2 separate regions of the Homo sapiens genome follow, and region 2 is linked to region 1. A link is an interaction called in ENCODE POLR2A ChIA-PET data of the cell type or tissue named here. Cell type or tissue: A673. All regions are shown on one strand. Links, peaks and the distances in the headings refer to the core of each region. The heading gives the core; the rest is flanking DNA.

Evidence for each region. ChIA-PET counts read pairs that join two places held together with the same protein. Peaks named below come from ENCODE experiments on the same cell type or tissue, not always from the same donor. Only the 100,000 strongest peaks of a DNase experiment are listed, where the experiment ranks them.
Region 2: POLR2A ChIA-PET joins it to region 1 with 5 read pairs; 2 of 35 experiments call an interaction of 5 or more read pairs at or near these places.

What each region holds. Positions count from the first base shown.
Region 1 is chr3:185,547,064-185,551,454 of GRCh38, forward strand. All of the region lies in intron 1 of LIPH (lipase H), which reads right to left. Among named protein-coding and RNA genes, the nearest start is that of LIPH, 3.3 kb to the right of the region's middle. In A673, for the core only: no CTCF peak of the experiment used is centred there; DNase peaks (open chromatin) are centred at 2,268 and 2,858; H3K27ac peaks cover 2,155 bases.
Region 2 is chr3:185,160,597-185,164,987 of GRCh38, forward strand. EHHADH-AS1 (EHHADH antisense RNA 1) reads left to right here and starts at 2,305. Exons shown (of 7, transcript NR_038990.1): 1 at 2,305-2,388. In A673, for the core only: no CTCF peak of the experiment used is centred there; no DNase peak of the experiment used is centred there.

The DNA of each region.
Region 1 (4,391 bases), core at 286-4,285:
CCGGGAGGCGGAGGTTGCAGTGAGCCGAGATCACACCACTGCACTCCAGCCTGGGTGACAGAAAGACTCCGTCTCAAAAAAAAAAAAAAGAAGGTATCTCAGACCCATCTCAGACCTTGATGAAGGTGCCTTGGACCCTTTGGTCCACTGACCTCCAAACCTACATTACAGAAGTGAAATTCTGTAGGACATGTAGAAGTGAAATTCATGTAGGACATGACAGAATTTCATGTCAATTTCACGTCCTACATGAAATTAACCTTGACGTGTAGTGCCCAGTCAGGAAGTAAAACAGCCCTGACTCATACTGCTTTTTTATCTCGAGTTTTGGTTTCTAAGGTGTGCTTGAGCTTTCTTCCCCTCCACCCCATCCCCAAACGTGACATAGATGTATATTAATAACTTCTTTAGAACAGAGGTCCACAGTCAGGTTTACTGACTTGATGCTGCCTGAAAGTATTTACTGAAGGCAGGGCACGGTGGCTCACGCCTGTAATCCCAGAACTTTGGGAGGCTGAGGAGGGTGGATTGCCTGAGTTCAGGAGTTTGAGACCAGCCTGGCCAGCCTGGCCAACATGGCGAAACCCCGTCTCTACTAAAAATACAAAAAATTAGCCGGGCATGGTGGCAGGCACCTGTAATCCCCAGTTACTTGGGAGGCTGAGGCAGGAGAATTGCTTGAATCTGGGAGGCAGAGGTTGCAATGAGCCGAGATCGCGCCACTGCACTCCAGCCTGGGCAACAAGAGCAAAACTCCATCTCCAAAAAAAAAAAAAAGAAGAAGAAAGAAAGAAAGTATTTACTGAGACCCAGATAAAGATTAACAGATACATTTTCAAGTATTCTGCATGCTTGGCAATGGATGTTACTGTCTGGGATACAAGCTCATTACACGTTGATGCCGTTGATGCCAAAATGTTCACAGTAACCTATGCTTGAGCACACTCTTATGCTTGCCTGAAGACACTGTTCTGAAGGAATTTCCAAAAGTCCAAGAAATAAAAATCTGAAGTTTTTTTAGGCCAGAAACTTTGCCTTCCTCGTATTAGAAAATGAGTTGGGGCCGGGCGCAGTGGCTCAAGCCTGTAATCCCAGCATGTTGGGAGGCCGAGGCGGGCGAATCACCAGGTCAAGAGATCGAGACCATCCTGGCCAACCTGGTGAAACCCTGTCTCTACTAAAAATACAAAAATTAGCTGGGCGTGGTGGTGGGCACCGGTAGTCCCAGCTACTTGGGAGGCTGAGGCAGGAGAATTGCTAGAACCAGGGAGGCGGAGGTTGCAATGAGCCAAGATCGCGCCACTGCACTCCAGCCTGGTGACAGAGCGAGACTCTGTCTCACATAAAAGGAAAAAAAAAACAACAAAAAAAAACTCATCCTAGGTCAAGCACGGTGGCTCACACCTGTAATCCTAGCACTTTGGGAGGCCGAGGTAGGTGGATCACCTGAGGTCAGGAGTTCGAGACCAGCCTGGCCAATATGGTGAAACCCCATCTCCACTAAAAATACAAAATTAGCTGGGTGTGGTGGCACATGCCTTTAGTCCCAGCTACTTGGGAGGCTGAGGCAGGAGAATCACTTGAACCTGGGAGGCAGAGGCTACAGTGAGCCAAGATCGTGCCACTGCACTCTAGCCTGGGCGAGACAGAGCAAGACTCCATCTCAGAAACAAAACAAAACAAAAACAAAACAAAACAAAACAAAACAAAACAAAACAAACCGCATCCTGAGCCAGGCTGTGAAAGGATTACAGTTGGACAGGGTCAAACCTGGTGAAGCATTTGTTTTGCCAGGCATGGTGGCTCACACCCGTAATCACAGCACTTTGGGAGGCCGAGGCAGGGGGATCACGAGGTCAAGAGTTCAAGACCAGCCTGGCCAAGATGGCGAAACTCCGTCTCTCCTAAAAATACAAAAATTAGCTGGGCGTGGTGGTGGGTGCCTGTAATCCCAGCTACTTGGGAGGCTGAGGCAGAGAATTGCTTGAACCCGGGAGGCAGAGGTTGCAGTGAGCCGAGATCGCACCACTGCAGTCCAGCCTGGCAACAGAGCGAGACTCCATCTCAAAAAAAAAAAAAAAGAAAATATTTGTTTCTTTTTTACCCTGGGCGGAGACAGGCAAGAAGCATATGGGCAGGATGCCCTCTTGATTGGAAGGACATGCCTGCTTTTAACCACTGGCTGTGTTTCTTTAGGATGCAACCGAGAAAATAAATGAGATGCCAGATTTTCTCATTCTCATTTCTGAATCATGTGCATAAATATGCACATTCACACCCCCTCATTCACCTTTGCCAACTTGTTAGAGAAAGATGAGTCACCACACAGGCACAGTTCCAAATCATTCTAGAGGATTGCAAATATCTGAGGAAATAATTCTGGTTTTGGCATTAAACAATTTTTTCTGGGAAAATATCTATCTAGTTTTACAGTTGCTATGGGCCAAAATATCGATAGCAGAGTAACTTTTAAAAATACTTATGTCAAGCAGTCTTAATTTAGAACAATATTTTAAAACCTATGTTTGTTTCACCACCTGCAGCTGAAAAACCCTGAGGAATTGTTAAAAATGCAGATTCTAGGCCAGGCACAATGGTATGTGCCTGTAAGTTCCAGATACAGACAGGGCGGGAAAATTTTTGAGACAGGGTCTTGTTCAGCCAGGCTGAAGTGCAGTGGCTACTCAGAGGCACAGTCATAGCTCACTGCAGCCTCCAACTCCTGGGCTCAAGCGATCCTCCCACCTCGGCCTCCCCAAGTGCTGGGACTACAGATGTGAGCCCCTAGGACCAACCAAAAAAATTTTTTAAGATGTAGATTCCAGGATCTCACTCCCAGATCTACTAAGTTTGGATTTTTGGAGGTGGAGTCTGCATTTTAATCAAGCCCTCAGGGGATTCTAGTGTACTTTAGTTTGTTAGCCATTGCTTTGTTCACTGGTAAGATTATGGCAAACATTCCTAACATTATTTCACAAAGATTAGAAAACAAAACAAACATTTCTGAAACTGAATGACTTGTATCCTTGGGATTTCTGAAGCCCATTTTAATGCTTGTTAATTTTTGAACTGCAAGCAGAAGGGAAAAACAAGAAGTCCATGTATTTGAGATTAATAATGTCTGCTACCAGATGAATATTATTCAACACCCTCCCTAATGAAAGTTCCAAGTTTATGGTTTCCTAGACACTGAGAAGACTAGAATTAGCTTACAGCTATACTATTTTTTTTCCTTCTACCTACAGAAGTTTATTCTTGTGTGTCTCTGTCTGCTGAGATTCTATCATGCAGCAGTGACAGTCTTCTAGAATCTAGCAGTAAAACAAGACTTTACTTCTGAGAAGATGCTAAGGAAAAGGAAGGTCACAAAAAAATTAAGTTGCCATTTTTTTCAACTTTATAAATGGAGATACATAATGAAAGACTGGAAGAAGGTACCCACAAGCCATCTTGTGTTTTTGTGTTAGGGTTGTCCCTGACCCATTTAAGATACCTCTACATTTATATTATTATATATTTTTTTTGAGATGGAGTCTCACTTTGTTGCCCAGGCTGGAATGCAGAGGCACGATCTTGGCTCACTGCAACCTCTGCCTCCCAGGTTCAAGAGATTCTCCTGTCTCAGCCTCCCGAGTAGCTGGGATAACAGGTGCATGCCACCAGGCCTGGCTAATTTTGTATTTTCAGTAGAGATGGGGTTCACCATGTTGGCCAGGCTGGTCTTGAACTCCTGACCTCAGGTGATCCACGCGCCTTGGCCTTTCAGAGTGCTGGGATTATAGGCATGAGCCACTGCGCCTGACCATTTATCTTAATTTTTTTAATTTAAAAATGATAATAGGCCGGGCGCGGTGGCTCACACCTGTAATCCCAGACTTTGGAAGGCCAAGGCGGGTGGATCACAGGATTGAGACCATCCTGGCCAACGTGGTGAAACCTCATCTCTACTAAAAATACAAAATTAGCCAGGCGCAGTGGCGCACTCCTGTAGTCCCAGCTATTTGGGAGGCTGAGGCAGGAGAATCGCGTGAACCAGGGAGGGGGAGGTTGTAGTGAGCCGAGATCACGCCACTGCACTCCAGCCTGGATGACAGAGCAAGACTCCATCTCAAAAACAAACAAAAAAAATAATAAACATATACTTTAAAATATCGAGTTCTCAGTTAAAAATATCATCATTGGTATGATTTTAACTTACTAGAAAATCAACTTCAAAACCATATATAAAGAAAAATTTATAGGCCAGAAATCCTAATACTATTTTTCCATTTCCCTTCTAAACTTCATTCACATATGCATACATACATGATTTTAACATAGTTGTAATTATAGTTTACCAACAAATTTAAGTTCTACTTTTTCTACTTTGCATTACTTTAAAAATGTTTGCT
Region 2 (4,391 bases), core at 223-4,222, 390 kb before region 1:
AATATTTTCTCTTGATGATTAGCAATTAAAATAGTTCAGGTTTATCTCATTTCAGGAAGCAGCTAGAGGCTGAAATGACAGTGGAGAACAATCTGGAATACAATGACTGACTCATGGATTATAAATGAGGCAGCTGAGGTTCCATGTGCAAACTGTGAAGATGCGTGGCTGCGGTCAGCCCTCCAAGCACACCCAGGGCCCCGTGCGCTCAGAGAGCATCTTGCTCACAATGCTGGGCTCATTCATCCACTCCACAAATAGCTAGTGAGTGTTTTCTATGTGCCAGGCCCTAGGCTGGATGCTAGAGAAAATTTCGAGGGAAGACATAAACCAACCATAGGAATATAAAAGGTAACTGCTTTGATTAAGGGGTTTAAACAAAGCACTATAGGAGAATGAGGGAGAAACATGTCTGCCTGGAGCCATTTAAAAACATTTCCTAGGAAGGATGCGTCGGCACTGGTGACGCAGACAAGCTGGGGTGGGGTATAATGAAAGAAAGGCAAGAAAGGCAAAGGCTGCTGTGTGGATCTGTCTTGCCTGAAAGTCATGTGGGAGCAGTCAAACAAGAGGCGGAACTGGTAGGCAGGGGCCAGATCACGAAAAGCCTGGTAGAGTTTAGACCGAGTCCTCTAAACCCATAGTTTTTGTATATCTTTCAGCTGGGCGCACTTTGTTCAATTAAAAAACTCATCAGAAATCATAAATGAAACATCTGTAAAGTCCAGCTGCTCCAGCTGAGGCTGTTGCGTGTTGCTGGGGTAAGGCTGGAACCCCGTTTGTTTGTAATCCCCACAACACCAGAGCAAAACCACTGGGCAACCTCTAAGATGGCTCCCGCTACTTCCTTGTGTTAATTCGCTCCCCTGGAGTATGGACTGGACTTAACAATCGTAAAAGTAGTGATGGGAGTTGTTTCCAAAATTAGTTGACAAGGAAAGTGACTTCTGTTGTGTTGGTCTCTCTCTTTCTCAGGGACTTCACTCTAGGGGAAGCCAGGAGCCATGTTGTGGGTGGCCCTAGGGAAAGGCCCACATGGCAAGGACCTGACACCTCTGGCCAACAGCCGGTGAGGAGCCAAACCCTGACAACAACCATGTGAGTGAGCTTAGAAGCAAATCCTTCCAGTAGAACCTGAGATGAAACCACAGTCCTGGCCAACACCTCGACTGCAGCCTTGTAAGAGACCTGGCCAGCGCAGCTGCACCTATACTCCTGACACACAGAAATTGTAAGATCATAAATATTTCTTGTTTTAACTTGTTAAGTTGTGGAGCAATTTGTTCTGCCACAATAAATAACGAGTACAGGACCCACTGAGGAATGCTGAGCCCAGAGTGACCGGATCAAATGGGCATTTTGAATGCTGACTCAGGAAAGACCCAGGAGGATACATTGAATGGAACAAGACCAGAGATAAGGCAACTGCTAGTCCAAGAGGGAGACGAAGAGGGTTGAATGATGGGGGTAGGAAGGAGGGGAGAGGAATGGTAGATATCCTGGGAAGGTAAAATCAGTAAGTCTTGGGATTGTTTCTGGGGAGGGGAGGAGTTTCAAGGACAATGCCAGTCATTAGCTAGGGAACAAGGACAGAGGAACATATTTGGAGGGAAAGAAAAAAATGTTCCATTTGGGATGTGTGGAGATCATAGTGGCTGTGAGTCACTCATATGAAGCATGCAAATAGTCAATACGCAGTTCAAAGCAGTCTGAAAGAAGAGACTGCGTAAGAAGTTGCCCTTATACATTCAGGTTGCTTCACTCACAGAGGCTGCAAACTCCAATGCCTCTGTGCCAAGAAAATAACATCAAGGAGTGAAGGGTCCTGGGTGAAGGGTCCTGCATTCAGGAGCTGCAGGGACCGTGTTGAATTGCACAGTGCCTGCCTTCCTTAGGGGTACCAAAGCCACACATGTTTGAAACTCTGCTGTCTGCGACGCTCATTTCAGTTTCAAGAGAAGCTGGCTTGAGTGGCACTCCTTAGGGAAGTGTCAAGCAGAATGAAAAGGACAAGAGCTTTGGAGTCAGACAGCACTGAGTTCTAATCTTGCCTCTGCCACGTGCTAACTGGTATCCCTGGGGGAGTTAATTATGCTCTCTGAGCCAGCGTTTCTTTGGCTGTGTAAGAGACTAATAACACCAGTTTTAGGAAGGTTGTTGTGATTAAATGAGATACTGCTTGTTAAATATCAAGTACAGTTCCCGGCACCAAAGAGGTGCTTGAGAAGTGGTAGCTGACATTCTGATAGTGATGCAATAATGGCCGTCATCTCCACTGAAGGAGGCGAGACTCCAGCACACAGCGAATGTCCTCGCCATTCTATTCAAAGAGAAGAGTCATCCTGGAACAGCCGTGCTGGAACTCTCAGAACTCAGTGTGCTTGAGGGGTATGTGGATCTGTCTTTTGGTTGTGGGTACTTTAAGTGATGAGAAGTTTAATGTCAGGAGGCACATGGCGCAACAGGAGACTCCAAGAACAAAAGTCACAGTACATCCAGGACTCCAGGAAGTGGGGCTGGATCCAAGGCAGCCTGAACTGGCAGCAGCAGAAGTTAATGCGGCTTCACTGGTATGCTCCAGAATATGTGATTTTGCTGTTACCCACGTGTAGGTATCCCATATCACCAACACCGCTATTCTTCCTATTTTGTCTTTTGTCTACCTTGTAGCTTCTATTTACACATAGTATCAGTCTGTTTCCTTCTACTCTGACTTCCTCTAATCCCAACTCCATCTTGTTCTTTTCCATTATAAATCTTTTCTAATTCAGCTCTCGATATGACCTGCATTTTCCTCTTCCCTCCCAGATTAAATTCCCGAGAGTTAGAATTTGTTTCAACCACTATCTCAGCAGTCATCCACAGCTGAAGGAAGAGAAGGCACATCATGCGATGTAAATAAAGGCCACCTAAACTGCTCCTTTAGCAGGAGCTATGAGAGGACAATTTCCCATAGAAGGGACTGGGTGAGGAGGCCCTATGATTGACATGCCTCGGATAGTGCATATGTGTGTGTCCAGTGGAGGCCAGGAGGCTGGGAGTGGTAAGGCACATCAGAAATATGATACTCTTGGGCCGGGCATGGTGGTTCACTCCTGTAATTCCAGCACTTTGGGAGGCCAAGGCAGGCAGATCACCTGAGGTCGGGAGTTCAAGACCTGACCAACATGGAGAAACCCTGTCTCTGCTAAAAATACAAAATTAGCCAGGCGTGGTAGTGCATGCCTGTAATCCCAGCTACTCGGGAGACTGAGGCGCGTGGCTGTAATCCCAGCTACTCAGGAGGCTGAGGCAGGAGAATAGTTTGAACCTGGGAGGCAGATGTTGTGGTGAGCTGAGATCGCATCATTGCACTCCAGCCTGGGCAACAAGATCGAAACTCCATCTCAAAAAAAGAAAAAGAAAAAAAGAAAAGAAATATGATACATTTATTTATTTATTTATATTGAGATGGAGTCTTGCTCTGTTGCCCAGGCTGGAGTGCAGTGGCACAATCTTGACTTCAGCTTCCCAGGTTCAAGCGATTCTCCTGCCTCAGCCTTCTGAGTAGCTGGGATTACAGGCGCAGGTCACCATGCCTGGCTAATTCTTTTGTAATTTTGGTAGAGACGGGGATTCACCATATTGGCCGGGCTGGTCTCGAACTCCTGACCTCAGGTGATCTGCCCATCTCGGCCTCCCAAAGTGCTGGGACTACAGGTGTGAGCCACCGTACCCGGCCTTATTTTAAATGTCAGTATGAAATTGTTGCAGGAAGATGACATGTAACCAGTACAAAACCAGAAGCTTCCTCCAAAAGTCCCTCTCCCTTTTCCTGATATTCAGGTACAAAGGACCATCAAAGCAATTAGCTTCAACCGTAATGTCAATGATGTCAATGGTGCTAGGTTCTTTACATAGCTATCTGGAAAATGAACCCCTTTCCTGCCCTGGCTTCAAAGCACAAGGATAAGCCTTGCTCTCTTTCTCTGCTACTCACACCTACTCGGCCTGGGTGTATACCTGTGTAGGATTTGGGTGCACTATTGTTACCCTAGTTCAGAACAAAGCTAGTTCACCTGGGGTGAAATGAGGGTGGAACCAAGGCTTCTTCTCCCTCCCTTGCAGCTGGCTTCCCCCAGGGAGCTGCTATCGGGGAGAGTTTCATCTCTGCTTCCTGGAGGGAGAGAGCTGAGCCCCAGTGACAGCTGTTGTGATTTCCAGGAGGCACAGGGCTGGGGACTCCCCTCCCTCCTCACTTCTCCAGTGGGTATCCAAATGCATATGTTCCTTCCTGAAGCTCAAGGTGTAAATAGCTGTGAAACTGACGGAGAGATTTGTGGATTCATAGAGTAACATGACTGGTTAAGTAAAATGTCCCTTTTATTATTCAGGAAAGTGGAATCACAGAA